Linked DNA regions of Homo sapiens: region 2 is linked to region 1. Evidence: read pairs that join two places in POLR2A ChIA-PET (ENCODE). Cell type or tissue: A673. All regions are shown on one strand. Links, peaks and the distances in the headings refer to the core of each region. The heading gives the core; the rest is flanking DNA.

Region 1 (11,935 bases), core at 2,612-7,611:
AGCCACCCGTCTAGCTAGGATTACAGATGTGCGCCACTACGCCCAGCTAACAAAAAATTTTTTTTAGCTAGCCAGGTGTGGTAGCGCACACCTAAAGTCCCAGCTACTTGGGAGGCTGAAATGGGAGGATCACTTCAGCCTGGGAGGCTGACAGTGCAGTGAGCTTTGATTGCACCACTGCACTACAGCCTGAGTGACAAAGCAAAAACCCTGTCAAAAATAATAATAACACAACGTAACTTTCCACATTCAAGTCTACTCAACAAAGAAGCCCAAAGAATCTAAAATTCCTGTTTTCGATCTTTCTTTTCTCATAGGGGTCAGGGTGGTGTATGTCAGTGGAGAAAAACCGAAAGGAGGTATGATGATCTTCGTACACTGTACAAAAACTTACCCACTTGAAGGATCTAAGGCAATAGCTCTGGGTTGATCCAACTCTTGCCAAAATAAAACTTTTCGTAAAGATCCATCTAAATTAGAAACTTCAATCCGATTAGTTTCAGAATCTGTCCAGTACAATTTTTCTCCAAGCCAATCACATGCCAGCCCATCGGGGGACAATAATCCAGAAACAACAACATTCTGCACACTCTCAGTTTTGTTAAATTCTGTTCGTTTAATGGCTTCTTCGCTGACATCACTCCAGTATATCAAGCCATGACTAAACACAAAGTCCACCGCAGCTGCATCCTCCAAGCCTCCAACTACAATCGTAGCATTCTCTTTGCCATTTGTAGCATCAACCAATCGCAAGTCCCGTCTGTTTGCATAAAGCAACAAAGGGGCCGCTAGAACAAAAAAAGAAAAATATGTAAGTGAAAAGGAAGAAAACGTATTGGTTCTTATAAACTGCGTTTCAAATCGGTTTAAGTGAGCAAAGACTGTCGAAAATAAGAAAAGAATAAATAAATCATTAGGAGACCATCTAAACTTCACACACAAAATATTATTTTTGCAGCATTTAAAAAATAAGACATAGGAAATGGGGGGAACTATTTCCACCACGATAGTCTTTTCTTGTTAAAATAACTCAGATAAAATTTTAAAGCCTGGCTATACCAAGAATTGGCAATAATATGGAGCTACTGGAACACTCATACTCTACTGGGGTGAATGTAAAATGGTACAGCCACTTGGGAAAACAGTTTGGCAGTTTCCTAAAAGGTTAAACATACAACCTACTATACAATCCAAGGCAATAGCTAGATACTGTTTATTCCACATCTAGGTATTTACTCAAGAGAAACAAAAACATATGTCAATACAAAGACTTGTATGCAAATGCTCATACCAATTTATTTGTAATAACCCAAACTGGAATCAACCCAAATGTCATCAACAGGCTAATGGATAAAAAACTGTGATACTGCCATACAACAGAAAATAATGAACCCTTTGTACATGAAAAATGGGTGGATCTCAAAATAATTCAGAATGAAAGAAGCCAGGCCAAAACAAAGGTATATATTGCATGACTCTCATCTATATAAACTTTTACAAAAGGCAAACTTTTGTAAAAACACAAAGCAGATCAATGGCTGTCTCAAAATAGGGAAAGAAGGTGCAAAAGAATGAGGGGGAGGATTAAAAATGGGCATGAGCAAACTTTTGCAGGTGATGAGCTATATTATCAATAATGATGGTTTCGGAGGTGTAAACATGTCAAAACTTATTAAATTTTACACTTAACATAAGCAAAATTTATTGTCTATCAATTATACCTTAATAAAACTGTTACAGTTTGACAGAAATAGTTCTTAGTAAAGCTACTTTATTCTGTTCTATATTACTATTAAAATGACCTTTGAAAAGACCCGAAACTAAATATAAAGCCAATCTTACAGAAATAACATTTAACTTTGAGAAAGTTGAAGCTGTTGGGAGTGAGGTAGTATAAATTCCATGTTTTTTGGTTTTTATTAAATATCTATTCCAAGCTTCTGACATTTACTTTCCTAGTATCAAGCAACAATTAAAAATCTAGAGCACTACTGTCCTACAGAACTTTCTGTGATGATGGAAATGTCCTCTCCACTGCATAACACAGTACCACCAGTCACACGCAGCTATGGAGCGCTTAAAATGTGGCTAGTGTGACTACAAAATTAAATTTTTAATTTTATATAAACTTTTTTTTTTTTTTTTTTTTTTTGAGACAGAGTTTTGCTCTTGTTGCCCAGGCTGGAGTGCAATGGCACGATCTCAGCTCACTGCAGCCTCCGCCTCCCAGGTTCAAGCAATTCTCCTGCCTCAGCCTCCTGAGTAGTTGGGATTACAGGTGCCCACCACTATGGGTCCGGCTAATTTTTTGTATTTTTACTAGAGGTGGGGTTTCGCCATGTTGACCAGGCTGGTCTTGAACTCCTGGCCTCCGGTGATCCACCCGCCAGGGCCTCCCAAAGTGCTTGGGATTACAGGCGTGAGCCACTGCGCCCGGCCCCAATTTTATATAATCTTAATTCATTCCAATTTATATAGACAAGTGTGGCTAGTGGTAGTATTGGATAGCACACATCTAGAGGCTGGAATGCAGAACATAAATGAGGCAGCAAAAGTAAGACCAAGCCAGGCACGGTGGCTCACGCCTGTAATCCCAGCACTTTGGTTAAGCCCGGGAGTTCAAGACCAGCCTTGGCAACACATGGAAACCCCATCTCTACAAAAAAATTAATTTAAAAAAGTAGCCAGGCATAGTGGTGCACGCCTGTAGTCCTAGGTACTCAGGAGACTAAAATGGGAGGGTCACTTGAGCCCAGGAATTTAAGGCTGCAGTGAGCCTGGGTGACAGAGGGAGACCCTGTCTCAAAAAAAAAAAAAAGAGTGAGTTATGATACAATTATCTACATGATCTTCTTTCATAATTACTTACTAAGGGTCTACAACTGTGTCATCTGAAGCCAAGCCCAACTACCATTTAGAAGTAACGATTCCCCTTTTCAAGAAATTACTCCAATCTCAAAAAAGTGTAAGAAAAAAGTGATGTTTACACTATAGATTGTGTCTGTCAAATAGTTATAAATGTATACTATTTTCATCTATAAGTACAACATAAACTTCCCTAACTAAGCTTAAATCCAACTTTCTTAGTCAAAAACAAACTGGCAGACAGCTTTTTTAAAAAGTGGCTAACCAATCTTTCTGCTTATTCTGTGTATCTGCTGCAGCTATCAGCAAATTCATAAACTTCCCTAACAGAGTCACTTTTAATTCATTTCTGGCCTTCACACATCACACTGATTTATCAGTCCCCACAGAGCCCACTATACTGAGTCTCTCATACTATGGGCCAAATATAAACATCAGAAAAAAGGTCCCTACTAGTGAAGGATACAATGCTAAGTGCTGCATAAGGCTAAGGAATACCCACGAAACACTTAAAATTGAAAATTCAAGAGTGATAATCATCTAATATTTACTGGGCACCTTCTTTATGGCACTATCTTGGAAAACTATATCAAAGCTATAGGACATTAGGTGGCAGCCAAATGTCTTTCATTGCTTTCAAGTCAAACTTTAACACTTCTACGTGTACTGAATATTTTTGGTCTACAAAATCCAAAAACGCTTTCTGGTCAGTTAAGGCCTCACAAGCATTCTGAGTCTCTTCTCCCTCCTGAAAACGGGTGAAGGAGGCAAAGTTAATCTTTTTTAAGTTAGCAATACTGGTTACAATTGAGGATTTGTAAAGGACTGTACATAAATCTGCTGCACATAAACCACACTATTGAAAGGAAATCCCAGGGTTCATCCTGTCCAACCACCCTTCTGATGCTTGAATACTTTCTATTACATTGTCACCAGTATCTGTTCAGCAACATATTAAATGGGATATCTGATAGGTATAATTTGATTTGTAACATTGTTTTTATCTACCAAACAGATACACTGGAACCACATACTTGCTCCCTGGAACATGCCAGTATCTTCCATTCCAGAGAGCTTACTTTCTGACTGCCTAGTATTCAGATAACCCAAATAATCACCATCACTTCTCTTCAGTGGAACACTCACAGTGCTCAGGAATCCTTGTTTTCCTTTATTAAACTCCTGGGAAACTTTCTCTACCAGCCTTTCTAAGCCTTTTCTACTTTTAAAGACTAATTTCCATGCCCTGAATCCTTTATCCTCAGATCATCTCATAAAACAATCTCAGTGAAGCAGGATACAAGGTAAATGTCATACATCCCCAACATCTTAATTTATACCTCTCAAAATTTTCTCTCCACCCATCTTCCCTTACCTTGTCCTCAGTCTCAAATGAGAAGATGGCCTTCCTCCTAAGGCTAAAGCAATACTTTCGGTTCAGCCTCCTTACCTCCTCTCTACAACTTCGCTCTATCAATTGTTCTGTATTTCTCGTATTTTCAATGGTTTACGCCAGGTTCCTTGCTATTGTTTTGTTTTAATAACCCTAACCTTGCTACCATCAGAATAATAATTATATTTCTACTAACTGCAAAATCTTATAACATTGGTATATATACTTCACACTACCATTCATTAGCTATTACTCTTTTATCTAACTTCCTATCCATCACTCAACTGCAAGTGCTTCCTCTAAATCTTTATAACCAAATCCAGTGGTCTTTTCTCAGTCTTTACTCTTTTTTTTTTTTTTTTTTTTTTTTTTTTGAGATGGAGTCTGGCTCTGTCGCCCAGGCTGGAGTGCAGTGGTGCAATCTCGGCTCACTGCAAGGTCCGCCTCCCGGGTTCACGCCATTCTCCTGCCTCAGCCTCCCGAGTAGCTGGGACTACAGGCGCCCGCCACTACGCCCAGCTAATTTTTGTATTTTTAGTAGAGATGGGGTTTCACCGTGTTAGCCAGGATGGTCTCGATCTCCTGACCTCGTGATCCGCCCGCCTCGGCCTCCCAAAGTGCTGGGATTACAGGCTTGAGCCACTGCGCCCAGCCTCTCAGTCTTTATTCTTAACACCTCTAGAGCAGTCAATGCTGTTGACTATATCCCTACCTATATAGAATGTTCTCCTCATACAATACTACCTATTTTTTCTTGTCTTGTTTCAAACCTTCCACTTCCTATATATAGGTATCCTAAGACTCTCTGTTGTTCCAAATGACAGAGTATAAAAAATTAAAGTTCACAAGCAACAGCAACACAAGGTGGCAGCCACCACAGGCTCGGGGGTAAAAGTCCCTTGCAATTTCCCACTTTTGGAAGAACTCAAAGAAGGCCAGAAAGGAGTAGGAGATGGCAGTTAGCTGAGGTCTAGACAATGATAAAGACGTGACACTTACAAGACGTACAGGGATGATAATTGGGCCTGCAAGAACAATTTATGAAAACTGAATATACAGCCTTAAAATAAAATGTGGACCTAAATACCCAGAAGCACCCCCCTTTGTAAGATTTGTAACAAAAAATTAATATGAATGGAGTTAATAGTTCTAATGGATTGGTGGACCCAAGAGCCATATCAGTGCTAGCAAAATGGCAGAATTCACAGCACCAAAGTTGTCCTGCAAGAGCTTTGGCGCCTAATGGTGTCTAAAGAAAATATGAAACTCCCTCAGCCACCTCAAGGACAGTGTTACAGCAACTAATCGAAAAGAAAAACCACAACACAGTGTTACAGCAATTAATCGAAAAGAAAAACCACAGGCCCTTCCTCTTCCCCCTCATTCAATTTAAGCAGTCTTCATTTTCCACAGCAGCAAATTTTCTAGATATGTCTTGTAGACCTCAAAGTACTGGAAAGGAAGCTCCCATTCAAAGGAAATTTATCTTAAGATGCTGTAAAACTAATTTTTTGTCCATTTGAAATATATAAGTTGTGCTATAACAGAAGGAAGGAAGGAAGGAAGGAAGGAAGGAAGGAAGGAAGGAAGGAAGGAAGGAAGGAAGGAAATAAATTAATTAAAGTTCACCTGGTCAACAAGCAATTCTATGCAGCTAATTCCCAAAACATCATCTCTAGTTCTGTCCCTCTAACTTTTTGTTGGCCATCTCTACCTCCCGTTAAATTAAATTCATCACCTTTCCCCCAAAACAACAAAATCCCTCACCAGTCAATGGTACACAATTCTAACCTTACTGGCATGCCTTGGAGCCATCTTTGAGCCCCTCCCCTTTTCCCCTAGTCTGACAATTACTGTCTTGTTGACTCTTATTTTACAAGCATGTCTTTAAATCTGTCTCCTCTTCTCCATTTTTAAAACCACTATCCTACTCTAGACCTTCATGACTTTAGGCCTAAAATATCCTAATAGTAAGTTATCTCAATATTCTCCCCTTTCCTTTTCTACTTCTAATACTTTCAGTTTAGCCAACTCAAAAGCCATTCTGATTCCCCTTGCCTAAATTTACAAAATGCCTCAATACCTCAGCCTTCCACCATGACTTCTACCTAGGACTCTAAATTAATCTTTTATAGTCTCTGCATCATACAAACAGGTTTCAAAACATGTAAACTGGGAGTACATCACACCCATCATTGCAGAGTATTCATTTTCCTGCCTACTCCATACTTCTCTTTTTCTCCCAGCAAGCAAGTCCTTCAAGGCCAGAGTCAAACCTTACCTACTCTGTAACCCTTTCTAATTGACTCAGCTTTACTTCTTTTAATCCTTAGTCTTTAGTACTTACATGATATTAGCTTTTTTTTTTTTTAAGCATACTTCCTACCTCTAGGATCTCAGCCCTTGGAAACAAGAACCATACCTTATAACTAATTTTATCATCAATGCCTACTACAGTTCACTGCACACAGAAATATCATATACATATTTACTAATATTTTGGGGGTTTTGTTTTGAGACAAAGTCTCACTGTGTCACCCAGGCTGGAGTGCAGTGGCACAATCTCGGCTCACTGCAACCTCCGACTCCCTGGTTCAAGAGATTCTCCTGCCTCAGCTTCCCAAGTAGCTGGGACTACAGGCGCCCAACACCACACCCGGCTAATTTTTGTATTTTTAGTAGAGGCAGGTTTCACCATGTTGGCCAGGCTGGTCTCGAACTCCTAACTTCAAATGATCCACCCACCTCAGCCTCCCAATGTGCTGGGGTAACAGACGTGAGCCAACGCACCTGGCTTGATTTTTTTCTTCTTCTTCGTTTTTCGAGATGGGGTTTCGCTCTGTCACCCAGGCTGGAGTGCAGTGGTACAATCTGGGCTTAATGTAACCTTCACCTCCCAGGTTCAAGTGATTCTCCTGCCTCAGCCTCCCTCGTAGGTGGGATTACAGGCGCTCGCCACCACACCCAGCTAATTTTTTTGTATTTTTAGTAGAGACGTGGTTTTGCCATGTTAGCCAGGCTGGTCTTAAACTGCTGACCTCAAGTGATTCGCCCACCTCGGCCTCCGAAGTGCTGGGATTACAGGCGTGAGCCACCGTGCCCAGCCAAAGCCGGCTAAGATTTGACGGGTTTATTTGTAAGATGTTTTTAAGTGCTTATCAAATATTATAGTTACGTAAAACTAGATTTTAGTTTTCTCTGTTAAAATGACGGATTTTCTTCAGTTATTAGTTTGTCTTTTTGATTTTTGTTTTTTGAGATGGAGTCTCACTCTGTCACCCAGGCTGGAGAGCAGTGGTGGGATCTCAGCTCACTGCAAGCACCACCTCCCGGGTTCATGCCATTCTCCTGCCTCAGCCTCCCGAGTAGCTGGGACTACAGGTGCCCGCCACCACGCACGGCTAATTTTTTTTGCATTTTTTTTAGTAGAGACAGGGTTTCACCATGTTAGCCAGGATGGTCTCGATCTCCTGACCTTGTGATCCACCCACCTCGACCTCCCAAAGTGTTGGAATTACAGGCATGAGCCACGGTGCCCCGCCCATTAGTCTGCTTTTAATAAAGAAGTTATTAAAGGTTTTCCTTTGCCTTCTGAATAATCTCCACAGAAGGCAAAGATTGTGTCTTACCAGAATTTCCTGTGCTTAATGCTGACTTTATCATGTCCTTAATTACTTAAAACTGTATTCACACCCTTAAAAGGGTAAGGTTCTTCACCACTGCATTACCTCCCATGCTTACTTTTTTCAATATTTTTTTTAAGAGACAGGGTCTCACCCTGTTGTCCAGGCTGGAGTATAGTGGCACAATCATGGCTCATTGCAACGGCACAATCATAGCTCACTGCAGCTTCAAACTCCTGGGCTCAAACGATCCTCCTGCCTCAGCCTCCTGAGGAGCTAGAACTATAGGCATGAAATCTTTCGCCCAGCTAATTTCTGTAGAGACAGGATCCCACCACGTTGCCCAGGCTGGTCTCAAACTCCTGACCTCAAGTGATCCTCCCATCTTGGCCTCCCAAAGCACTGAGATTACAGGCATGGGCCACCGCACTGAACTAAAATCTTTTTTTTTTTCCGGTCACTTTTGGTTAAATATGTAGCCAAGTATTTTTTTCCACAGTGGCCCATGATCCTATTTAATCAAATGTTCAAACCTCCTAAATGATGCCTTTTGTACCAACAACTGTCTTTGAGATTTCCCCTAAGGGGCCCTAGAAAATCAAAATTCCCTTTACCTTGTAAAAGAGAGATGTTAAAAATAATAGTTTATTTGATCAAACGTTATGGGTCATATGGAAAGCACTGTCAAAGCCAGAGAGGCTTACCCTCCCTAAGTTTAAGTTAAATTTGTATAGGTAAAATGTTATTAATAGGGATATTTTGGAAGTTCTATGAAGGTATAAAGCTCCTAGAAATTCATCAATGCCCTCATTGTCCATGTCTATTAATCAGAGTTCTGGTGCTGCTTTGCCTGGTATTAGACAACAGTATAATGTCATCAGTCATAATTTCAGGGATTTTTTTTCCTCAATGTTAACTTGGTCATAATTTGGCTTCTTTAATCTTCTAGGTTGGCTAATGGTTCTCAGTTAAGAATTCACATCATTTACTTATGGAATGCTATTATATAGAAGTTAACGACCTACTCCAGACTGCTAAATCTTTTTCCTTGATAATCTTGATACATTCTTGATATACTCTATACATATATACATTCTTGATATACTCTTGACATATTCATGGTCCATTACATCTTAGGATTATATGTCTTTAGATTTTCTCTCTGCAATGAATATATTCATCTATATTCATAAATGACATGTACTAGCCACTCTTCTTTAAAATAAGGTTAATCGGCTGGGCGCAGTTGCTCACACCTTAATCCCAGCACTTTGGGGGGCTGATGCAGGTTGATCACCTGAGGTGAGGAGTTTGAGACCAGCCTGGCCAACATGGCGAAACCCTGTCTCTACCAAAAATATAAAAATTAGCAGGGCGTGGTGGCGCGTGCCTGTAATCCCAGCTACCCAGGAGGCTGAGGCAGGAGAATCACTGGAACCCAGAAGGCAGAGGTTGTGGTGGGCCAAGATCGCGCCACTGAACTCCAGCCTGGGCAACACAGCGAGACTCTGTCTCAAAAAATAATAATAAAATAAAGTTAATCATTACGCTTATAGATATGCTTTTGTCTAACACTTTTTTGGGTTGATTTTAGTTCGCATGCCACAAAAATCAAACTTCCTTGCCAATTTCATTATCTTTTCTAACAAAGTTTCATAAGATCTTTCACTTTTTTTCTTTTTTTTTATTATTATACTTTAAGTTCTAGGGTACATGTGCACAACGTGCAGGTTTGTTACATATGTATACATGTGCCATGTTGGTGTGCTGCACCCATTAACTGGTCATTTACATTAGGTGTATCTCCTAATGCTACCCCTCCCCCCTCCCCCCACCCCACAACAGGACCTGGTGTGTGATGTTCCCCTTCCTGTGTCCAAGTGTTCTCACTGTTTAATTTCCACCTATGAGTGAGACATGCGGTGTTTGGTTTTTCGTCCTTGCAATAGGAGATCTTTCACTTTTAAGATTATCAGTAATAGGTTAATCATCACCGTTTTAAGTATTTTGTCATCTACAGATAGTTTTCTGTTTTACTCTAATGCTTCCCTGAAAGCACTTGCAAATCAGCTACAGGCCAGAGTGCACTTGTCTTCAATAAAAAAGGGCTATGGGCCAGGTGTGGTGGCTCACGCCTCTAATCCCCACACTTTGGGAAGCTGAGGTGGGCATATCACTGGAGCCCAAGAGTTCGAGACCAGCCTGGGCAACTTGGCGAAACCCCTTCTCTACCAAAAAATACAAAATTAGCTGGGTATGGTCGCACACACCTGTGGTCGCAGCTACTAGGGAGGCTGAGATGGGAGGATCACTTGAGCCCAGGAGGTCAAGGCTGCAGTGAGCCAAGATTGTGCCATTGCACTCCAGCCTGGGTGACAGAGTGAGACTCTGTCTCAAAAAAAAAAAAAAAAAAAAAAGAAAGAAAGAAAAAGGAAAACTACTACGCCAGGTAACCTGAACACAAGCGTCTGATGGCATCACTTAAATAACTCTGAGACCACACCAGTGGACTGAGTCAAGATTTCCAAACAGCTAGTAGAAAAACAGATGGGTTCGTGAGACTGCTAACACAGATCCAGCAGAACAAGAATTAATTACATAGGACTGAATAAACTGATGAAGGATGATTATGGGTTTCGTTTAAAATATTGCTGATGCCTTAGCGTCCTATTTTCTGGATATAAGGAACCCCTTTCTCTTTTCTCTGAAGCTATCTATAACTCACAACAATTTAAGGAGACTATGTTTTTGTAAACCGAAATAAACACTTATCTTTTTCTCCCCCGTCTTACTCCTCCAGAATTCAAAAACTCTTATTATTTTTATTTTCATGGCAATATAGTTATCTGCAGAGGTTCAATGAGTCTGCCTTCTAGCTGGAAACATTACTTATGCAACCAAGGCTTTGACTGGAATGCCACATTTGAAAATATTCATTTAATCAGGTATGACCAAATACTTCTAAGTTACAGTTGACTTTATGAACCAACGCTTACAGTCCTCTTAGGAAAACTGGCCTGGTAACTGGCTTACAGAGTTCCCAGCCTTGCAGGTGAATTAAGCAAGATCACTTCCCGGCAGGCTCAAAAATCCTAGAATATTTTGGGAACTTCAAGACAGGAATTCACCCAAATTTATAGGTATTACAAGTGAAACCTGATGGTCAGTTCTTGACTTACCTTTATAGTCTCAAGAGGCATTTTAAAGTCCAATCAGATTCCTTAAAAAAACTTTCAGCAAGGCAATATTAAAAGACCTATTATATGATAAATTACTATTATTGCTACACCTATGTAAATAATCAGGCCCAATCTAATGAGATCAACTTCTCAATGACTCTTATTCCATTGTCAACAGTGACTGATTTTGTTTTAAACAACAGGGAGACTGACCAGTGCACATCACAATTGCCCATTACTTACTCATTGACTTGGCTTGAATAAACTTTAGTCAGGATTCTCTTCTCCCCACAAATTCCTAAACTTTGGCTTGCCCTAAGCTTAAGAAAGTAGATGCACAACTTCTTCCCTCATTCTGACCATTAGCTGACTGCAGAAAAAAAAAAAAATGCTTTCCAGTTAAATAGTCCTGGTCATGCAATCTGCTCACCCCTACCTATTTGGCCCACATTCCCACAAAGTTCCTGATAGCCCTGCTTACTTCTCCTTTCTATAAAAAAAAAAAAAGCCTTTTTCGGTTTGATTTTGAAGTGTGTTGCAGATCCTGTAGTAAGCATGTCCTTCTACTGCAAAAATCCTTTCAAATAAAGTCTCTCCTTACCTAAGTCTAGCTTTGTTTTTGCTTTTGGGTTTGGTCACTTTTTTTTTTTTTTTTTTTTTTGAGACAGAGTCTCACTCTGCCATCCAGGCTGGAGTGCAGTGGTGCGATCTCATCTCACTGCAACCTCCACCTCCCAGGTTCAAGCGATTCTCCCTCCTCAGCCTCTCAAGCAGCTGGGATTATAGGCACCACCATGCCTGGCTAATTTTTTTGGATTTTTTTTGTAGAGATGAGGTTTCACTGTGTTGTCCAGGCTGGTCTCAAACTCCTAAGC
Region 2 (11,935 bases), core at 6,936-11,935, 88 kb before region 1:
TACCAAATCAGTTATGAATTTACCTAATGACATAGCCACCTACCCTGTTTTTCTCCATCTTGTCCACAGAGATACCACAGAAAACTTCATTTCCATCAGGTATTTGATATACAAAATTCTCCTGGTCTACCAAGTGAATAACCCTTAACCTATTCTGTCTGGTGGGTGGCAGGAAGCCTGGGCTTTTATAAATTAAAGCAGAAACTTCTAGACTGATTTTACACTTGACAGGGCAAGACCCATCTAAGGAAAAAAAAAAAAAAAAGAAGGCTGATTTTTAGTCTCAGCCTTCTCATTTGATCTTAAGTCACTGAGCCTCTCTAGGCCAAAGTTTACTCAGCGGTAAAATAAAAGTCATAGTCATCTTGTCCCTCTCACTGAGTTGCTACAAGAATTTTACAACGTATATGAAAATACTTTAGAAACTGTAAGGCACTATATAAATGTAAATTTTTAATGTTTTTAATAACTTAAAAATTATTTATAAAAAATTAATAGAGATGGGGTCTCGCCATGTTGCCCAAGCTGGTCTCGAACTCCTGGGCTCAAGCAATCCTCCCACCTTGGCCTCCCAAACTGCTGGGAATACAGGCAGAGCCACTGTGCCCACCCATAAATTTAAAATAATTATTTATTACCAGTAGTGGCAGTAATAAACTTGGTATTAACAGGCACTGAAACCTTAATGGATTGCAGATACTATTTTGTTGTTTATGTGAGGACGGCATGGAAAGAGAGCAGGTAAAAATTACAAAAATAATAATAGATGCTTTATGATATGGTTTGGCTGTGTCCCCACCCAAATCTCAATTTGAATTGTACTCCCACAATTCTCATGTGTTGTGGGAGGGACCCAGGGGCGGGTAATTGAATCATGGGGGCCGGTCTTCCCCGTGCTGTTCCCATAATAGTGAATAAGTCTCATGAGATCTGAAGGGGTTCCCACTTTTGCTTCTTTCTCATTTGTCTCTTGCCACCGCCAGGAAAGAAGTCCCTTTTGCCTCCCACCACAATTCTGAGGCCTCCCCAGCCATGTGGAACTGTAAATTAAACCTCTTTTTGTTCCCAGTTTCCAATATGTCTTTATCAACCGCATGAAAATGAACTAATGCAGTGGTGCGATCTCGGCTCACTGCAGCCTCCACCTCCCAGGTTCAAGCGATTCTCCTGCCTCAGCCTCCCAAGTAGCTGGGATTACAGGTGCCCACCACCATGCCCAGCTAATTTTTTTAATTTTAGTAGAGACAGGGTTTCACCATGCTGGTCAGGCTGGTCTCGAACTCCTGACCTCGTGATCCACCCACCTCAGCCTCCCAAAGTGCTGGGTTTGCAGATGTGAGCCACCATGCCTGGCCAAGAATGACTTCTGGGAGACTACCAACAACTTCAAAGTCTAAGGCCATTTTTTAAATCTTCATTAAAATATCTGTATACATTTCATAATTATACTCTATTTTCTTAGTGCTTAGACATCACCTAAATACAGGAGAATTTTGTCCTTCTCAGGAATATAAAACATAAATAGCCAAGCCACGACTCCTTGCTTTATTTCCTCCTATTCCCCATTCTTCACAGCTCCATTATTTGTGGTCTCTCAGCTTATTTTACATTTACACTCAAATGAATACTGGCTTAAATCCCAAAGGAAATCAGTACTCACAAAGAAACTTGTTATCTACAAAACTGCAATTCTGCTTTAAGTTCTTCATTAGTTAAAAACCCACACTCAGCTTGGAAGATTTAGAAAGTTATCCCAATGATCCTACTACAAATCTCCATTTCTGGAGTCCATCATACTAATACATTGATTTAACAACTTTTAGCAATTTTTGTGGAGTCCATACTTCGAGTAGTAAAAACACATCACACAGAATAGCTAAAAAGTCTCCCACTATCATTTTTATTTTAAAAGAATTATATTTTGGCAGTACTACTTTCTTAGTAAAGCAAGAAAAAAATTTTTAAAGGTTCTAAATTGGCTGGGCACAGTGGTTCATGCCTGTAATACTAGCCCTTTGGGAGGCTGAGGCAGTAGGATCACTTGAGGCTGGGAGTTCAAGACCAGCCTGAACAACCCAGCAAGACCCCCTTCTGTTTAAAAGACTTAGAAGAAAGATCCCAGAGTTTTAGTTCCCATATTTTCTTGCCTGGGAAGCAATTAATCAAATATATATTTGGCTCCTAGGATATTTTGCTGGGTACTCTCTTTTCCAAGCAAAATTTTAACCTTCAATAAGATTCCACAATTAGTTGTGGATCTTGTTGTTCTAGAAATGCAGATTAAGAGAAAGCCATATGTGGCTCCAAATAAATACCTGCTCCAAAAAGTCTACTCAAATATATTAAAAATTACAAATTAACTGGTTATTTCTAAAAGGCAGCTAATATTTTGACCTATTTTCAAGTCAGTGTTTAAAATGACAAAGAATATGCCATTTTAAAAGCCTAAATCCACCCTATCAAATTTATTAAACTCTAACCACCTCTCTCACATTTCCTTCAGAATGGTGCTTTAACAACGACCTCATCTGGTTGTCTTGAGTCTCGCATTCCCACAATGGAGACATCAGAGAAGCTGGAGGATGAGATGTACGTAGGAGGGAGCTTTTCAGTTCTCTTCTGAAGGCATATGTGTTCACTGGTAGCTTAGACAAAGGTGTTGCTCTTGTTTAAGAATAGAATAAACTATAAGGCCAAGACCATCATGTATGACTGTACCATTTGTGCTCTGTGCCAGGGGCATTGAGTAGGAACTGAAATCCAGTCCACACTTCCTTAGCCACGCCATACACCTGTAGGGCTAAATCTGCTCAGAGGAAACATCTTTTTCCAATTTGCACAAAGATGCCACAGAGGCCACTTCAGTACTGAATAAAGGATTACACAATCTGGCTTCCCATTTCCTCTCTGATCTAATTTCTTTATTCACTTCATTCCAGCAACACTAGCTTCCTAGGTGTTCCTCTAACATGTCGGACATGTTCCCCCAAGACCTTTTGCATTTACTATCCCCTTTTGCTTGATAGGCCTTCTCCCAGTATCCGCATAGCTCATTTCCTCACTTCCTTCAGTTCTTGACATAAATGTCATTTTTTCAGTAAGAACTTCCCTAATCACCCCAGTTAACACTGCAGTCCCTGTCACCATCACCCTTTCTTGCTCTTTATATTTCTTCATTATACTTATTGCCACCTAACCCCTGACATAATTTATTTAGTTTATTATCTGTTCCACTGAATTTCATTCACTGCTATGTTTTCCAACGGCTGAAGTAATGCGCAGCATGTAATAGGTGCTTGATAAATAAACACTCATTACAATAATATATGAAGAAACAAAGAAACAAGCAATAGAGCCTAGCGCAGTGGCATGTGCTCGTAGTTCCAGCAACTCGGAAGATTGAGGTGGGAGGACTGCTTGAGCCCAGGAGTTCAAGTCTAACCTGGGCAACACAGTAAGACCTGATCTCTTAAAAAGAGGGAAAAAAGCCAGAAAGAAGCACTGAGTGACAAGGAGAGCCTTGTAGCTATGATTTTGAAAGTAAGAAAATAAAATTTGAGACGAGGAAAGGAAAAGAAAAATTTATTTAGGACCTCCAATATATTACATATCATACTAAATGTTATTTAATCCACAAAATTATCTCTATTTTATAGGCGAGTGCGCTGAGGATCTGAAAGGTTAGGCCAGGCGTAGTGGCTCATGCCTGTAATCCCAGCATCTTGGGAGGCCAAGGCTGGTGGATCACCTGAGGTCAGGAGTTCAAGACCAGCCTGGCCAACATGGTGAAATCCCGTCTCCACTAAAAACACAAAAATTAGCCAGGCACCGTGATGCACGCCTGTAAACTCAGCTACTCAGGAGGCTAAGACAGGAGAATCACTTGAACCTGGGAGGCGGATGTTGCAGTGAGCCAAGATCACGCCACTTTACTCCAGCCTGGGTGACAGTGTGAGACTCTGTCTCAAACAAACAAACAAACAAACAAAAAGTCTTTCAGCCAGAACTGCCATCTTCCAGTAATTTGCCAAAATGATGAACACAAAGGGAAAGAGGAGAGGCACCCGATACGTGTTCTCTAGGCCTTTTAGAAAGCATGGAGTTGTTCCTTTGGCCACCTATATGCAAATCTGTAAGAAAGGTGATATTGTAGACATCAAGGGAATGGGTACTGTTCAAAAGGAATGCCCCACAAGTGTTACCACTGCAAAACTGGAAGGGTCTACAATGTTACCCAGCATGCTGTTGGCATTGTTGTAAACAAAAAAGTTAAGGGCAAGATTCTTGCCAACAGAATTAATATGCATATTCAGCACGTTAAGCACGCTAAGAGCCGAGATAGCTTCCTAAAGGAAGCTATCAGAAAATGGAAAGTTATCAGAAAAAGAAGGAAAATGATCAGAAAAAGAAAGAAGCCAAAGAGAAAGGTACCTGGGTTCAACTGAAGCGCCAGCCTGCTCCACCCAGAGAAGCATATTTTGTGAGAACCAGTGGGAAGGAGCCTGAGCTGCTGGAACCTATTCCCTATGAATTCATGGCATAATAGGTGTTAAAAAAATAAAAGACTTCTGGACTGTTAAAAAAAAAAAAAAGGTTAAATAATTTTCCCAAGGTCACAAAGCTGTTGGGTAAAACAGCGTATGTGTTTTTCCAAGCCTTGCCTTGTTTCTTCATTCATTTATTTAACAATAATTTCTTGAGTATCTACCACAGACTAAGTGTTATTCTAAGGCACATAAGATATGTCAATGAAGAAAACAGAAAAAAAATTGTTGCTTCATGGAGTTTATATTCCAACAGACAATAAGCAACAAATATAATAAAGAAGGAAGTGACATAAATAGTAGAGTATATAAATTACATAATACATAAAGAGGTGAAAGTGCTATGGGAAAAAGAAAAGAAAAAGTACAGATAAGGGGCACTGGCACGTTGGATAGAATGGCAGCATAATTTTAATTTTAAATAGCATAGACCAGGTGTCACTATGAAGGAAACAATTAAGCAAAGACTTGGACGTGAAGGGTATCCACGCAAATATATGCAATAACACTCCAAGCAGAGTAAACAAGCAGTTCAACAGTCATGAAGCGGGAGTACCCGGCCTAGCTGAAACCAGCAACGAGGCCAGTGTGGCTGTAATGAAGAAAGCAAGAGAGACAAGAGTAAAAGCTGAGGTTAGAGAAGAAAACTGAGTGGTGGGGAGTGAGAGTGAAGAAGGGGTTATGAAATGTGGGGTATAGGTCATGTAGGACCCAGTAGGCCATTATAAGAACTAGGTTTTTATTCTGTGTGAAATGAGAAGCCAAACTTCTCAAAAGAGATGTCTATATATGTCACTATCGTTTCCTTTTTTCCATTCACGTTTTAATGTACTGCATTCTGCATTTCACCATTACTTCCCTGAAATTACTCTCTTCAGGGTTAATAACCACTTTACCCAAAAATCCAGTGTATGCTATTTTAGACCTCCCCTTACTCATTCAACAGAGTTCATTTTTGAAACAACCTAATCTCTGTCTTCGTGCCTCTATTCTCTCCCGCTTTTCCTCTTACCTCTCTGGTTGCTACTTCTCAGTGTTCTCTGTGAACTTCTCTTCCTCAACCAGAGTTGCATAGTTTACCAAGTGCCTTCTTTTCTCTCCATCAGAGTTAGCCCACTGATGGGGGTTATGGCCCACAAGTTAAATCTGGCCTGCTGCCTGTTTCTGTAATAAAGTTTTACTGGAATTCAGCCACTTCCATTTTTAAAATGTATTGCCTGAGGCTGCTCTCACACTGCCATGGCGAGAGCTGGGCAGAGTTCAGCAGGTGTGAGACAGCCTAAACACCCACAAAGCCTATGAGAGAAAGCTGCTGGCTCTTGAACTATACCTTCTCTTTAGGTAACCTCATTCATTTTAAATACATCCTGGTAATCCCAAAATTTGTATCTTCAACCTCATGTCTCTTCTCCGATGATAGTCCATCATCTATGACACATAATCTAGAGGTCATCCTTGCTTCCTCCCTTTCTTTCCCACACAGAACTCATTAACAACTTCTGCTTGCTCTAGCTTCCACATACATCTCGAATCCATCAACCTCTCTTCAACACACACGCTGCTGCCACCACCATTGTCCAGGTCTACCTGCATTACCACACTGGTCTAACTGACTTCCCTGCTACTGGTTCTCCCCAGAAATCAGACCATGTATTATCTTTAATCTTCATAACAACCCTATACAGCAATTACTATTATTATTCCAATTTTACAAATGAGAAAAAATAAAGGCTTAAAGAATTTATTACTTGTGTAAAGCAAAAAAGCTAATGTGTGGCAGAGATTCCAAAGTATAACCTCTTAATCATTCCACTACATGCTTGTGTCCTTTCTCTTTCACAACTGAAGTTGGCATCAGAACAGACCAAATTTTTCCTATGGGAATTCTGACACATTCTCTCAAGCACAAAAGAAAGTCATGTCAATAGTTAATTACCTCTAATATCCTTAGCAGTTTGTTACTTTCCATCATATTGACCCAAACCCTACACCCCTCCCATAATCTACTCTTTCTGATTTAATCTACTTATTTCTTAATCGTATCTACCAATTTGTTCTTGTCTATCCACCAAGAAATGGGCCTTCATATATATTTAAGTTATAAGCCAGGTTTCCCCTAGCCAACAATGTTTTGTTACACACTTTGTTGTTAGTGTTATGTGTGTACTTGCCGGTATTTAAAAATCAGGAGATGAGGGAGTCACACACACAAAAAAATCTAGATTCAGGACCAAATGAAAAGATCTGGTAACATCAGCTTCAGTTAAACTGCAACTGCCTACTATGTTCATTGCATGTTCTCTTTAGTTTCTCATCAACTGTTACTTTATACTGGGTTACATGTTCTCATACGCGTTTTCTGTATGGCCTGTTAAACATTTAAATTTTTTATGACTGTCCTACTCTTTGCACTTCAAAGGACAAGTAAGTTGTGTTTTGCGATTCACTGTTTTACTGTTTGTAATGTTCTTCCCTTCCTTTACAATAAATATGATGCATGAAACTATGCAACTTTTACACTTAATATTTAATGTCCAAGGGTAAAAGACTTAATTTTTCCTTTTTTTTTGAAGAAAGAATCTCTCTGTGTCACCCAGGCTGGAATGCAGTGGTGCCACCATAGCTCACTGCAGCCTCAATCTCCTGGGGCCAAGTGATCATCCTACTTCACCCTCCTGAGTAGGTGGGACTACAAATGCACACCATTACTCTGGCTAATTTTTTTATTTTTTGTAGAGGCAAGGTCTCGCTATATTGCCTAGGCTGGTCTTGAACTCCTGAGCTGAAGCATTCCTCCCACCTCAGCTTCCCAAAGTGCTGGGTTACGGACATAAGACAATGGACCAGCATAAGACTTAATTTTTCTATAACATCAAATTGCTATCATCAAACAAGTAATAAGTAACAAACACTTGCATTCCCCTACCCTTTAACCAAACAAATAACCCCCTCTGGATTTCCACACTATTTAACTTTAGAAAAAACACACACTAAAGTACTTTGAAAATGCTGCTTTCTCTCATTCTAGCTTGCTTTGGAGGGAAATGCAGCTTACCACTACAAGTCCTGTTGTCAGCATTAAGAGAGTAGTGGGCAGGGCATCCACAAACAAAACCCCCAACTGGCACAGCCAAGCAGAGGTGGGAGCAGTGCCCATTGCTGGAAGCACATTCATTCCACCCTGACTGTCGAGATGAGTGAAAGACGAGGATGTCCATCACATAATCCAAATGGCCCTGAATGATGGTGCGGTTTTGGCCACTGGTTTTGTTGGCACGCTCAATGCTGCGTCGGCTCCAGTCCGTCCAGTAGATATAATCTTGGTACTGAGTTAAGCCAAAAGGATGAGGCAAGTCATCTGCTATAACTTCACGGTTGAGCCCTATTTTCAGAAAGGCAGTAGACAGGGGAGAAGCAGAGTGATGAAATATGTGAGAATACAAGTGTCTTGCTGGCAAAAAGAAAAAAAAAAGCCCTAACATATAAAACATTACATTGTAAGCAATTTAAAATAGAAAAATTCATTTAAAAGCAATTCTAAAACGAGACCAATTCTCTGAAATCAATCTATCTTCTGACCCCATGCTTCAAACTTATATTCCTGCTACAAATCACTCAGTTTCCTAAAATTCTTGCAAATGGTCTACTTTAAATGTGGTTTTATTTTCTCTATATAAGGGTCTACAGTTCACTTTTTCTTCTTGAACTATAGAAGGAAAAGATGGAAATATATATATTTTACTGGTACAAAAGTCATTTCAGGAGTATCTAGGGAGTTATAAATTTCATTACAAGTCCAATAATAATGAAACTTTCACATAATAAAAAGATGAATCCAAGTACCTGGATCACTATTAATAACAAACAGGATACAATTCCAGAACAGAAGAAGAATGGACACATTCATATGAAGTTGTATTAAAAGTATCTAACCAATGATAAATAGCAGCCACTGATATTTGCATGGAAAGAATATACTGTTTGAGTAAAAAGTAGTAAAGCTTACCAAGCATATTTGAAGATTCTATTAAGTTGGTGTCCAGGTCTGTCCAATAAAGCCTCCTTTTAGCATAATCAATAGTTAGGCCGTTTGCCCGCCCCACATTTGGAACTAAGGTAGTACGTTCACTTCCATCCATTGCAGCTCTGTCTATCTTAGGTTTTCCACCCCATTCAGTCCAATACATAAATCTAAATTCAAAATAATAAATATTTAACATTTCAATTTTTTATTATCTGGGGGAAAGAGTCATATTCATGCAAAGTAACTAAATAAATTTAAAGAAAACATACAGCAAATCAAGGAAATGGGTTAAACAAAATCACGGCTACAATGCTTTCAATTATTTTGGCACCCTAAACTAAATATTTTTTTCCATATCCCAAAAAGGAAGTGAGTCAGCTTTCCTTAGTCTTTCCAATACATTTGTTCCATCCAAACCTAGGAATTGGAAATAAACCAACAGTTTATTGCAGTACTGGCATTTGTAAAATTAACATTCAAGAAAACAGCAAAGGTTTAAAGCTCTGGTCTCAGAATCTGGTTCACTTCTGAGTAAAATATTTTTATATACTTTTGAATATTAACTAATTTGAGTTTTTAATATGCTGAACTTACTTTTTGACTTGTGTAATCAACTCTTCCTCAAAATAAGTTGCAGAAGTACATGAAAGGTAATTATAAATACTAAGCCTTTAACTGAAGTCAAAAGCAAAGCTTGAAAATGTATTTGGTCATATGGTCCAAGGGAGCATACTATATGGTAAGAACAACGACTCACCCCTTGATGTGTCCACTGGGCAATGAACACTACACTACGCTACAACAATCTCTGTGAAATTTTAGAATAATTACTTTGCTGTTATTTTCCATTTTTGAGTTTTGCACTTTAATCTTACAGTAATCCTACAGTATAGGCTTTTTATAGATGAAGAGCCCAAAACACTACAAGAAATGTGAACAACTTATCTAATGTCTTCAAGCCAGTTAGATGACAGAGCTAGAACTAGAACCTAATCCTTGGCCAAATGCCCTTTCAAGTAAACTAGTGAGGTGCTAGTTTTTGAGACTCTTGAATACTGGAACTAAAAAAGCACATCACATGCCAGCTCTCACGAAATACCTGAGGACATATATTCACTCATCAGCCTGTCAGCTGATAGCTGACTTGGTAGCAATGTATGAACATGCTTTTCTGAAAACTGAAGGTGTCCTGCCTTTATATGCATTTGCACTTGTCATTTGACAGGCATGTGCACACCACAAGAGCCAAAGAGAAACAACTGTGAGAGAAATTTCATACTTGCCAGCAGCAACCAATTAGTCCCAACTATTAAATTTATCTGTCTGGCAGCTAATGTTTAGAGCAAAGATCACCACAATATGTCAGTGCTGACTAGATGAATTACTAGCTAATCATGGAATCAATGTCACTTCAGGGAAATTATTTTAAGTAGCAAATACAGTAAACATATTTATATGTTCACACTGTTTACTTCTTTTTTTTTTTCCAAGATGGAGTCTTGCTCTGTTGCCCAGGGTGGAGTGCAGTGGCACGATCTCGGCTCACTGCAACCTCCACCTCCCAGATTCAAACAATTTTCCTGCTTTAGCCTCCAGAGTAGCTGGGACTACAGACACATGCCACCATGCCTGGCTAATTTTTTTTTATCTTTAGTAGTTACGGGGTTTCACCATGTTGGCCAGGCTGGTCTCGAACTCCTGACCTTGTGATCTGCCCACGCCTCGGCCTCCCAAAGTTGCTGGGATTACAAGCGTGAGCCACCACGCCCGGCCTGTTGACTTCTTTTATAAGTGGAATTTTTCTTTAGATTTCAGATTTCTTAGCTGCCGGCTTTAAAAAATTTGCTGACTCTTGTAAAAAGGAACACTCGCCCTTGAAAAACATCATGTTGTGAACAGTTTATTCTATCTTGTAATAACAAAGCTACTGCCAGTTTATAATAATGATCAAACCAAACTATCCATTTTGAATTAATAAATACTCCAAAATAAAGCTTTTTAAATGTAGTTTTTTCTTAGCTCACAACATTGTTTCGGTGGGTTTACTTCAATAGGCTTGGAATCTAGTATAACTGGGAAGGAGTGCAAGCAACTACAGATGGATAATACCTCTTGGTATATATACTTAACATATCAGTATACTCATCAGTAACATTTATTAACCCATTCCCCTCTTTCTTCACCTAAAGTTAATTACGACAAGAGTAAAATTAGCTAATAATTATTCATTCAAATCAGCAAAATATCAATAGTGTTTTTAAAAGTTCATCTATCATTTAGTTCTCAGATTCCTAATACGTATTATTTAAAACATTAAGAATATCATCTGTAACTATGCCATGTTCCCCGAAATGTACACTGCAGTTGCAAAGAATGCACATGTAAAGCTGTTTACCCTTCGGCAGGGTCCAACGCGAGAGCTCTGGGACTATCTAGGTCTTTCCACACCAAAACTTGTCGGTGCTGCCCATCCAACTTTGACACCTCAATTCGATTCGTTCCTGTGTCTGCCCAGTACAAGTTCTTCCCAAGCCAGTCTACTGCCATGCCTTCTGGATAATCTAAGCCGAATTCTACCACATGTTCCAGTGCACTGCCATTCATAAAGGCTCTGCTGATGGTCTGCAAAAGAACATTAACAACTAAGTCATATGGCATAAGTCTAAACCCTATCCAGAAAGAAGGTTTGGTTTGGTTTTTGTCAGGGGCAAGAGGATCCAGAAGTGCCAAGAGGCATACTATTTCCTATTAAAATTCACATAACTTGCAAGCACAGAAAAATTTGATGTCAATCTCTAATAAATGCAACTTCAAGTTTTACTGCCAATTCAGGGGAGAAATTTTAAAACTCTAATGCACCAAAAATTTATTCTACTAACAGCAGAATGACTTTACTTTTAAAATTTATCAGTAATCAAGTGGAAAAGCTGTGACCACAATGCTACAGATCTTAATTAGTGGTCAATTTTCTAAAGGTGCTTAAGATTATGGCAAGTCATCATGCCTACCATATAAATGAATGTAACCATTATACTACCATTATAGCACTGAGTCCCATAACACTTTTAAAAATCATAATTCAAACTAATAATAGATACATCTTATCAAGTATTATCCTAAGTACGTTTTGTCCGTAGATTTTGTCACTTAATACAACAGTCCTGCAAGTATGGCATCACCCCTATTTTATGTTTTTGAGACAGAGTCTCACTCTGTCACCCAGGCTGGAGTGCAGTGGCATGATCTCGGCTCACTGCAACTTCTGCCTCCCAGGTTCAAGTGATTCTCGTGCCTCAGTTTCCCGAGTAGCTGGGATTACAGGTATGCGCCACCATGACCAGCTAATTTTTGTATTTTTAGTAGAGAC

What was found. ChIA-PET counts read pairs that join two places held together with the same protein. Peaks named below come from ENCODE experiments on the same cell type or tissue, not always from the same donor. Only the 100,000 strongest peaks of a DNase experiment are listed, where the experiment ranks them.
Region 2: POLR2A ChIA-PET joins it to region 1 with 5 read pairs; 2 of 35 experiments call an interaction of 5 or more read pairs at or near these places.

The regions. Positions count from the first base shown.
Region 1 is chr12:12,243,868-12,255,802 of GRCh38, forward strand. LRP6 (LDL receptor related protein 6) reads right to left here. Exons shown (of 23, transcript NM_002336.3): 2 at 395-788. It also overlaps the pseudogene LOC101929053. Among named protein-coding and RNA genes, the nearest start is that of LRP6, 17 kb to the right of the region's middle. In A673, for the core only: a CTCF peak has its summit at 5,448; DNase peaks (open chromatin) are centred at 5,694 and 5,964; H3K4me3 peaks cover 302 bases; H3K27ac peaks cover 5,000 bases.
Region 2 is chr12:12,151,230-12,163,164 of GRCh38, forward strand. LRP6 (LDL receptor related protein 6) reads right to left here. Exons shown (of 23, transcript NM_002336.3): 10 at 10,964-11,190; 11 at 8,551-8,735; 12 at 7,600-7,926. It also overlaps the pseudogene RPL21P100. Among named protein-coding and RNA genes, the nearest start is that of MIR1244-4, 45 kb to the left of the region's middle. In A673, for the core only: no CTCF peak of the experiment used is centred there; no DNase peak of the experiment used is centred there; H3K27ac peaks cover 920 bases.